Linked DNA regions of Homo sapiens: region 1 is linked to region 2. A link is a contact called in ENCODE Hi-C or POLR2A ChIA-PET data. All regions are on one chromosome and are shown on one strand. Each heading gives the region's core, a stretch centred on a gene start or an enhancer-like site at or near the end of the contact. The rest is flanking DNA. Distances are from core to core; before and after follow the strand shown.

What was found. A loop is a pair of places that touch in the nucleus more often than their neighbours do. ChIA-PET counts read pairs that join two places held with the same protein, here RNA polymerase II (POLR2A). Pooled maps may share reads with other maps.
Region 1: a loop to region 2 is called in a pooled map, with 6 times the contacts of the local background. The contact joins the promoter of LCP1 here to the promoter of GTF2F2 in region 2. A Hi-C loop is called at or near these places in 4 of 50 pooled maps. POLR2A ChIA-PET finds 5 or more read pairs at or near these places in 2 of 52 experiments (GM12878 and activated B cell).

The regions. Positions count from the first base shown.
Region 1 is chr13:46,178,827-46,183,687 of GRCh38, forward strand. It overlaps LCP1 (lymphocyte cytosolic protein 1), which reads right to left and starts at 3,351. Exons shown (of 16, transcript NM_002298.5): 1 at 3,285-3,351. RefSeq lists an enhancer at 3,014-3,443.
Region 2 is chr13:45,117,370-45,122,056 of GRCh38, forward strand. It overlaps GTF2F2 (general transcription factor IIF subunit 2), which reads left to right and starts at 3,141. Exons shown (of 8, transcript NM_004128.3): 1 at 3,141-3,352. The coding sequence starts at 3,287. RefSeq lists enhancers at 2,771-3,414, 3,175-3,304, 3,415-4,056.

The sequences.
Region 1 (4,861 bases), core at 2,101-4,600, 1.1 Mb after region 2:
ATCTTATTTTATAAGTGTTTGACTCTTCATAAGTATAACCTTATAAGCAGATTTCTTAATTTTATTTTACCTAAGCTGATTTTAAAAGTTGCTTGCCATCTCTCCTGTATACACAGAAGGGCCTGTACTCTTTAGGTAACAAGGAGAAGTTGACTTGAGAATTTTCTGAGAATAATCCAAAGTGACTAAGTAAAAGTTAACAACTGCCCTTGTGTTCTTTGTCATCAAAGAGGCCCATTATTGGGTATATAGTTTTGGCAAGGGTAGCTAAGTTTTGGCCCAACCAATGTATTTATACTAAAAAAATGAGATTGTAATTTTCCCTGTTTGTTAGTCATTGTACAATTTTTTAAATTTCTTGAGGTCAATGTCTATATGATACTTTGAAGCTAAAATGAGACTAGGGCTTCGGTAAAGCTGAAACATGGTAGAATGCAAAATATTATATTATTGTTGCATCTTCATTCATAGCAATAAATGGAAACTCAGTAAATATTAAGTTAATAAGTACAATCAAAGTCTTTCATGCGTATGTAAGAAGCTGAGAAAAAAAATACTTGTGACAAATTTTCAATTCAATAAATGCCTTTAGTATCTACATGTGCCAGGAAAGATGGAGAAGGAGCTCAGGTCTGTCAGCAAATAAGTACTTGAAACTAAGACAATGTGATTAATGTTATACTTACTCCAAGATCAAAGCATTGAGCAAATGCACACCAAAGAAACATTTAGTGGGGGCAGGGAGAAGATGGGAAGGCCTCCAAAAGGGTATGTTTCTTGAAGTCCGCCTTGAAAAATGATCAGAAGTTTTAAAAATAAAGAAGAATGCAATTAAAGAAACAGTTGCAGTGAAAAAAGGTGAAAGAGAATGGAACTTTCTGGTGGCTTGTGGTCTGGTGCACCAAAATGTGGGTTAGCAGTGGCGGGGGAGGGGATGGGGTAGTGGGAGGTTGAACAGAAGGAAGTGACAAGAAATAAGATTGGGGAAGTGGGTCGAGGCAAGTTTGTAAAGGCACACAATTCTTTAGTAAAATTATGCATTAATTTAAAAATAGTTCTTCAGCCCATTATTATATAAAACCTGCAATGGTATCTCTTATTTATAAAAATAAAAATGTTTGTAAATTTATTACAAAGTTTTTCTTCTCTCTCTCTCTCTCTTCTTTCTCTTGCTCTCTCTCTTTTATTCTCTCTTAAAACTGTGAGTGCCAAGATCTTGTTAGCTAGCTTCAGTAATAAAAGTCTATAATCACCTACCTCTGAGAAAAATATGCTGGCCTGGAAGGGAGGATCTGTAACACACACAGTCAGTAGGAGCCTGAAATCCTGGCCATCTACTGCCCCCCACCCCAACTGCCCAGTGACCTATGGCCGGTTCCTTCAATTATCTAGCCCATTCCTTATCTCTAAAGGTAGCTGAGAGGATTAAACGAGGTAATGCATAAAGAGTAGCTGCTTACACTACGTGCTCATAATTATTGAGTGCTATTATTAATTTCCTGTCCTCTCCAAGTTAAATGGTACTTTAACAACAAGTAAATGAGACTTTACTTGTTGGTCTTCCCTTCCCCAAAGGGTTCAGAGATAGAATTATAAATGAAGTTAAAGCACTGAAATTGTTTCCCAAATTACCAATTGTTTCAAGGCATAATTTACAAAAGAGACAAAAATTTAAATGCTACAAAGAAAAGGGTCTCTGGGATTGCTAAGGAAATGTCCTCCTAGGCACAACTCCATCCCACCACAGCAGTGCTTGTTCAAAGGGCAAGACCTAGAAGATTTTTCCCCTGATGTTCCTGGGGGTGAGCTAGAATGAAGAGGAATATCTTTGTAACATATGGGGTTGATGCTTTAGCAATGTAAACTTAACTTTAAACAGGGGACCTTTATATTTTGAATTAACTTTCGCATAGTTCTTTTTTATTCCTTCGTAAATATAAGAAAAATACTGACATTCCTTCACATTCGAATTTATTTTATTCTCATTAATAGTTTTACTTAAAATAAGACACAACATATTTTTAGTCTGTTCTTTTACGGGGTTCAAGTCCCTCTTATCTCAGTTTCACATTTTTGCTTGTTTGAAACTATTCAGGTGAGATGTGCAAAGTAACATTGGTGGTCACATTTTGCAGTTTCCAGAAATTCACATTTATAGGTAAATGATTAATTCTATTCAAATTTGTCTACACAGACATTCTTTAAACAATTATACTTAATAGAAACCAAACTTATGACAAATGTATGTAAATTCAAAATCAAGATGTGTGTGGATAAGCCACCTTTATTTGCTTACTGATAGTTCTGACAGAGTAATTTTAGAAAACAAGTTGCTGTGTAAAAGAAAAGTTCGGTTTTGATAAACATCCTGATTAATGTTCGCATTTCCAGTCTGAATGGCTTTTATAGTTATCATTTGTCAATGGTTCTTAGTGTTATGTGATAGTGGTAATTAAGTAAAAGCTTATACTACAAAATCCAAAGTGTCTATGTTTGGGCAGTTTCTGAAATAAATATCCCATATCAACTGTGTAAAAATTTCTATTGTAGATAAAAGCCTTTCTCCCAGAATTTGAGTGAATATTCATTGATATGGTCATAAGCATAACAAATAATTCAGACAATCCTACAAAAACACTACAATTAAGCATTATACAAATTGCTTTTATTTTTAGAGAACAAATGGAAAAGAGAAAACCTCTAATTCCATGTGGTTATAAAGCACACCCATTAAAAACCCTTGGCGCCAAAAATCACTCAAATAACCAGTATCACATTCAGTAACATATGACTCTAGATAATTTATCCACTAAAGTACTGTAAAGAAGTTTTTTAGAAAAACAGAACCGCAGGAACTAAAATTAAACTACCCCCATTGGGCCAATAAGCCATACAATCTAAATTATCAATACGCGCTTTTCCTGAAAACATTTTAAAGAAGATAAAATCACAGTAAATAGCCTCCGTGAAATAGAGCAATAGAAATAAACCAGAACATGGTTTGGTTTTAAAAGGAAAAAGAAACCTTAATTTTGGGCAGGGGTGATAACTGCAGATAAGTTGAGAAGAACCCAGCCCAGAGAGCCGAGGTGCTCCATCTTGGATGGCCACGCGAGGTGGCGGCAGATGTCCTGGCCAGTTAGACAGTGGCAGGAATCACAGAGGTCTCAGGTGACATGCTCAGATCTCTGGTCCCCTGAAGGCAAAACCCACAATCCACAGAAACAGTGCCGAAGTGCATCACAAGCGCTTAAAACCAACAAAAACACATGAAGAACATTTACCTTGCAGGAAAAAAGCTGTCCTTGGTAGTACTGGTGTATGACCAGGAACCCCTTCTTTCTGATCTGCAGAACAGCTTTGTCAAGCCTGGGTGTGTGGTCACAAGGCAGGAAGTGACTAGAATGACAAATCATCAGCCAGGAAAGAAAAAGATTTTGTCTTTATAAGGACATTTTAACTTTTTTTTCATGTCCCCGCCCCACCAAAAATCACCTGACAGAACAGGTCACAGTGAAATTCAGACACCTCCTACCACTTCCTCTTTTTTTTTTTTTTTTTTGAGACAAGGTCCCGCTCTTTTGCCCACCTCTTTATAAGCATTTTTCTCTCTCCCTTTCTCCTCCAGCTGTCTTTGAGTAGTCCCTGGGCTACTTAAACCTTTCTGATTCTAGATAGCAAGGCAAGATCAGCCTGATAACTTGACTTCTTTGACTCTAGTTGCAAAAGCAAAGCCCAGATGCCTACCTACTTACAGCAAAGATCAACAAATTTTTCATTTTTAGTGAAAGAGCCAGGGAAAAAGGTGGCAGTACACCTGAAACAAATGAAAAGGGACTTCCTTGGGAAAGCCCCACCCCACCTGAAATCAAACCTCTCTGGAGTCCTCTAACAGTGATCTTATTGGTGCAAACAAAACAGAACGATCTCTTTAAGTGAAGGACATGAAAAGGAAGGTTACTAGATTATTTACTCATTCTTTTATTTATAGAACATCTATGTGCTAGGGATCTCTTTAACCCAATTAAGTATCTCAATTATTTAAGCGTTTCCTATAAAGAGCAGCAGTAGATTGCACAGGCAGCTGTTATATTTAAATGGGTAGCTTAATTCCTTCTTACAGGCAGGATTTTTTTTTGAATGCACATTTTATAAAATTAGCAGGTGGTGGCAGGGGAAGCTCTGTTCTGTACCCAAACCCCAGATGCTTGAGGGCAAATTCCTATCTTCAAATGGAGCATCCTCAAGTGCTCACAACAGTTGTGAAGACTGTGGCACCCTGAGTTATGTTGACTAAATATTAGACATGTCTCCACATTGCCCGGAGACTGTGTGTGACTCCAGTAGTCAATCTGCCGTTTAGGAATGAGGGTATGTGGCTGTACTCCCAGGTCAGATGCTGCGCTGAAGATATCTGCTCCAGAGTTGACATGCGTCCGTGTCCGCTGGGCCACGGGCCTCTCAGGTGGTCACGGTATTCTGACTGGTTGGAGGGCTGCCCTTATACTTCTTTTGCTTTTTTGATTTCTCCTCTAGAAAGTTCCTGTTTCTGACCTTAAATGTTAAACCAAACTGTTCTGGTTTATCTACTTCATTAGCCAGTGGTGTGGTGACTTCATCAGAAGCCCACAGGGGCTATCTTGAGGAACTGGGTGGGCGGAAGAACAGGACGAGACGGTGGGGATTCTAGAAACGGTTCACCTCACAGAGAGCTATCAGCCCTCTTGTGATTTCCCAGGGAAGACTGAGGGGGTGATGGGACTCTGTTTTCTCCATCGCATAATCACTCCCAATTAATAAGTTGCAGAGAGCTTTCAAGAAGCACCTACATTCTTTCAGGACACCAGAGGAACATCCATGC
Region 2 (4,687 bases), core at 1,891-4,390:
TTTAAAACACATTTCCCCCAGGTAATTCTAATGCAACTTGTACAGGAACCAGAGGCTGAGAACACTCATCTAGACTGAAGCATGTTTTGTGGTGGGTGTGGTGTTAGGGGTTTTTCTTGCTGCAGCTAGTCTGGAAGACACACAAAAAAGAACGTAGTTCTGCCTATTAAGCAGGTTGGGGCTGGGCATGGTAGCTCATGCCTGTAATCCCAGCATTTTGGGAGGCTGAGGTGGGTGGATTGCTTGAGCCCAGGAGTTCAAGAGCAGCCTGGGCAACATGGTGAAACCCCGTCTCTACAAAAAATACAAAAATTAGCTGGGTGTGGTAGTGTGCACCTGTAGTTCCAGCTACTTGGAAGGCTGAGGTGGGAGGATAGCTTGAGCCCGAAAGGTCAAGCTGTAGTGAGCTGTGATCATGTCATTGCACATTCCAGCCTGGGTGATAGAGCAAGACTCCGCCTAAAAACAAAAACAAAAACAAAAACAAAGCAGCAAAGAAGGTTGGGTGGCCTTGAGGTCTGACCTAGAATCTAAGCCCTAGATAAAGATGGAGGTTCAAGTTGGCCTAAGCACTACCAGACTTTTTGGAAAAATTGCAGCCAGCAATGAGTTCTTGGGCCCTCCTTCCTAGAATTGCATTTGCGCCTTAAAAATTTTGGTAACAACTTGACTAGTTAATCATCTGAGGGAGTAAAAAATTTTGGTGTTACCTTCTCTGGGGCACTGACTTCTGCATCCTATGCTCTGTGAGCCCCATCCTGGGATATGGTCTCAGCTCTTGGATGTTGATATGTTTAATGACATATAGGGCTATATTGAGGAAAAATAATACCTACTCTGGCAAATTGTTATAAGGATTAAATGGGATAATACAGAAAATAACTAGCTGAGGATCTGGCATATAATGAGTCCTTAGGAAGGTGAGGGATCTGCCTGTAGTATCTATCCACCTTAAGGGTCTCCACAGTAAATCTGTGAATTTGGTTCATAGGGGCCATGCCCTCCTTTTCTATCAGGGTTCTGTAAACATCCCTCTTCAAGCTAGAAGGGGTTTGAAAAGGACAGACAGGAGAAGCTTGCTCTTTGTTCAACAGCGTACGAGGAAGAGGTGCTCAATACGTTGTTTTTTTCTTTCTTCTATGTATCATTTTAAAATCTCCACTTTTCCGTTCTTCGCTAGCCCTTTCATCAGCCATTTTTTTTCTCTCTCAATCTCTGTGTACACACACATACACACATACCCACACCACGTACACATTTTAAGGCCTCCCATGACCCAGAGACCAAAGCCAGGGTTCCAATCTTTAAAGTCCATTCCTGGGGTGCTCTAGACTTTGCTTCTCTTCTCCCATGGTCTCATATTTCAATTTATTCCTTCTCCTTGATTAAAGTTTAGAGCAGTTCCCTTAATCTGCTTACTCTTTATATGTTTTAAAAAGGCCCTTTTCCAAGTTGTTGCACAAGAAGAAACCTTCATTTTCTGCTTAAAAAAATTTTTTTTTGTTTTTCTTTTTTTTTTAGAGATAGGGTTCTTCCTATGTTGACCAGGCTGGTCTCGAACTCCTAGCCTCAAGTGATCTTCCCATCTCGGTCTCCCAAAGTGTTGGGATTACAGGTGTGAGCCACTGCGCCTGGCCAAAAAAATTTTGTTTTTAGTATTTATTTTTTAGAGACAGGACCTTGCTCTGTCACCCAGGCTGGAGTGCATGGCACGATCATGACTTACTGTAGCCTTGAACTCCTGGGCAGACACAATCCTCCCACCTCAGTCTCCCAAAGTTAGGGTTACAGGGTTGAGCCACTGAGCCTAGCCTGAAACTTTCATCTTCAACACACTCCTGGTCTCTCCCATCTTTCCTATTAGTTTTCCTAGCTAAAAGCAGAGTTCTGACAGCTTTTCCTGGCCCTATGCTGAACACACATAAAATTTCCTCAATTTTGTGCAAGGCTCTGATGTGTGATTCAATAAATTACTTGCCATTCTTAACAATACCTTACTGTTTGTTTCTCTTCAGCGAATGTTCTTTCACCCAAAGCCTACTGAAACCTGACAATGTGTTAAACACTGTGCTAGACATTGTGGATATAAAATGAATAAAGCACTATTTTTTATTTGTCAATTATACCTCAATAAAGCTCTTTCCGCCTAGGAGGAGTTCATTGTCTGGAAAGCAAAGGCAGATATGTAAACATATATATTATAGTTCAGAGTGCTAAGTATCACACTGTGATGTGAAGAAAAACTAATTTCTTCTGGGGAAGTTGATAAAAGATCTCATAGGAAGTGACATTTTCATTGGTCTTGAACCATAAGTAGGAGTTTGCCAACCAGAGCACAGGGGTGAGAGTGAGGGCAGGGGTAAAATAGGGCTTCCAAGGGAAGGGAATCCAGTGTGCAGAGGCTCTGAAATGACCGACGAAGATTCTGACGTGTTTAGGGAAGTCTGCTGGGTTTGATGTGGTTTGGTGCATGGCGGAGTGATGGTGGGAGGTGCAAAGAGATGAAATTGAGAGGGCCCAGTTGAAGCAGGAGGATTGAACTTTATTCTAGAGGCAATAAGAGAAAGAGAAAACTGTTTAAGCAGGGGAGGAAACGATCAGGTTTGTCTCTTACTTGTTCGTTTCGTTACAGACTTCCGGGTTTTGGAAACTGAGGTGCTCCGCTTGCTTCATCAGAACAGCTCGGGTAGCCTCTGAGCTGAAACACGGCTTTTTTTTTTCCAGGTCTAGAAACGGCATGTTTTCAATATACCCAAGGCTACTAAGTTTGATCCCAGTGCCCATTTGTGCTAATGACGTTGGCCAGGGACGCCAATTTACTACCCTGACCCTGTCCTTCAAATATTGTCTCTCTCTCCTTGGCTAGGGTTGGACATGTTCTGACACCTTTCGTCTCTTTGAACCCCATTTTTCCGTTCTGATAATCTTTTTCTTCAGTTATGCTGACCATGTCTTTAAATACATTGCTAACGTTTTAGCTCATCCCACCCTACGTTTTAATCCCTCAGATGCAGACATCGCGGACAGCCACGCCCACTCAAGAAATTTCCGAAACAGAAAGTTTGTCTGCAACAGCGCGCCGTACTGACGTAGCAGTGCGCAGGCGCAGTCCCGGCTCCTGGCGGCGTGTTCCTCTTTTCCTCGGTTCCCAGTGTTCTGGCAGGTAAGGAACGCCGGCTCTTCGCCTCTCAGCGCGGCTTGTCCTTTGTTCCGGACGCCCGCTCCTCAGCCCTGCGGCTCCTGGGGTCGCTGCTGCATCCCGCACGCCTCCACCGGCTGCAGACCCATGGCCGAGCGCGGGGAACTCGACTTGACCGGCGCCAAACAGAACACAGGAGTGTGGCTAGTCAAGGTAATGTTCGCGAGTCTCCCACTTGCGCTCCTCCTAACACAAGTATAGTTTAAGTAACTTGAGCCTATCCCGCTCCGTGCGCCTCTTAAAGTTCTTTTACGGCTATCTCGTTAGAGCTTCACACATTTTGAGAGGCAGGAGTCATTGTTGTATCTGTTTGCAGACGAGGAATTAGTTTAGGGACGCAAAGTGTCTTTCAGCCAGTTACTACTCTGAATCTGCCTGGACTAGATCTCTTTCTCACGGCTTTCCTGGAATCTTGTCTTGGTGTCCCCAGATTTGGACGGTGCATTTTATCCCAGACTGAAGAATTCCTTGTATCTTCCCTTGGTGAAACTGGTTTTAGCCATGAGCCTGCGTGAGGTAGTTGAATGTCTACTTTCTGTACAGTTTTCTCGGCCAGAAAGTAGGACTGGTCCCTGCCTACTCTTAAAAGTGTTCTCTTAGGTTGATGGTCCTTAATGAAGCTCTCAAAAGAGGCGAGAGAGCCCCAAACTCACAGAAGGAGAGGTCATTGGACTGGAGTATTCTTTTAGAGCACATTTGGGTCTCGTGAAACTGGCCGTCAATAAACGTTTTATGTGAAGACAGCAATTTTGGTTAGCTCACAGTAAGCACTATTTGTGCTTTATTGTTTCATATTGGGGAGTGTTTTCTCCTAGGGGAGTTTCATAATACTTAAGCATATTCAAAATGTGATCCTGAAAGTCGTTGAAACTTAAAATGTAAGGACTTTTGGTTTCTTAATGCTTTAACTGTTTTATCACATGGCTGAGTTCTCGTCAATTAAATCTAAGAGGTCTTTCTTGTCGGCCTTCCTAAAACAGCCCCCTTGTGATCATTTGCTAACACGACAGATGTGTATTACATTCTTCAAAGCACTTTTCACAGTGTAGAGTGATTTTGTGTTCATATGTTCAAAGTTGGTTACCTCTGTCTTTCCAACACACAGAATCACATTCCATGAGAACAGGATCTTTGCCTGTCATACCCAGAATAGTGTTTGGCGCATGGTAATTACTCAACAAATAGATGATGAATAAATGCATGACCTCTCATTCTTCAGCCCTCGCCTTAGTCTGTGGCACTCATTTGACTTATTTCCAAACTCAGTGTGACTTAAAAGGATGGATTAAATAGGCATTTCTCTCTCCAGCAGCATGTTACTTGGGGGGAGAGTCACTAAGGAGGAGATTGCCCTTACGGACTGAAGGAAAAAGCTTGAAAAAATGGTGTGACTTGAGATGGTGCCATTGTCCTAGGAGCATGGTAAATGCTCAATGTTTGTCTTACAGGATTTGGATGGGTGGACACAGTGTATACCATGGGGAATGG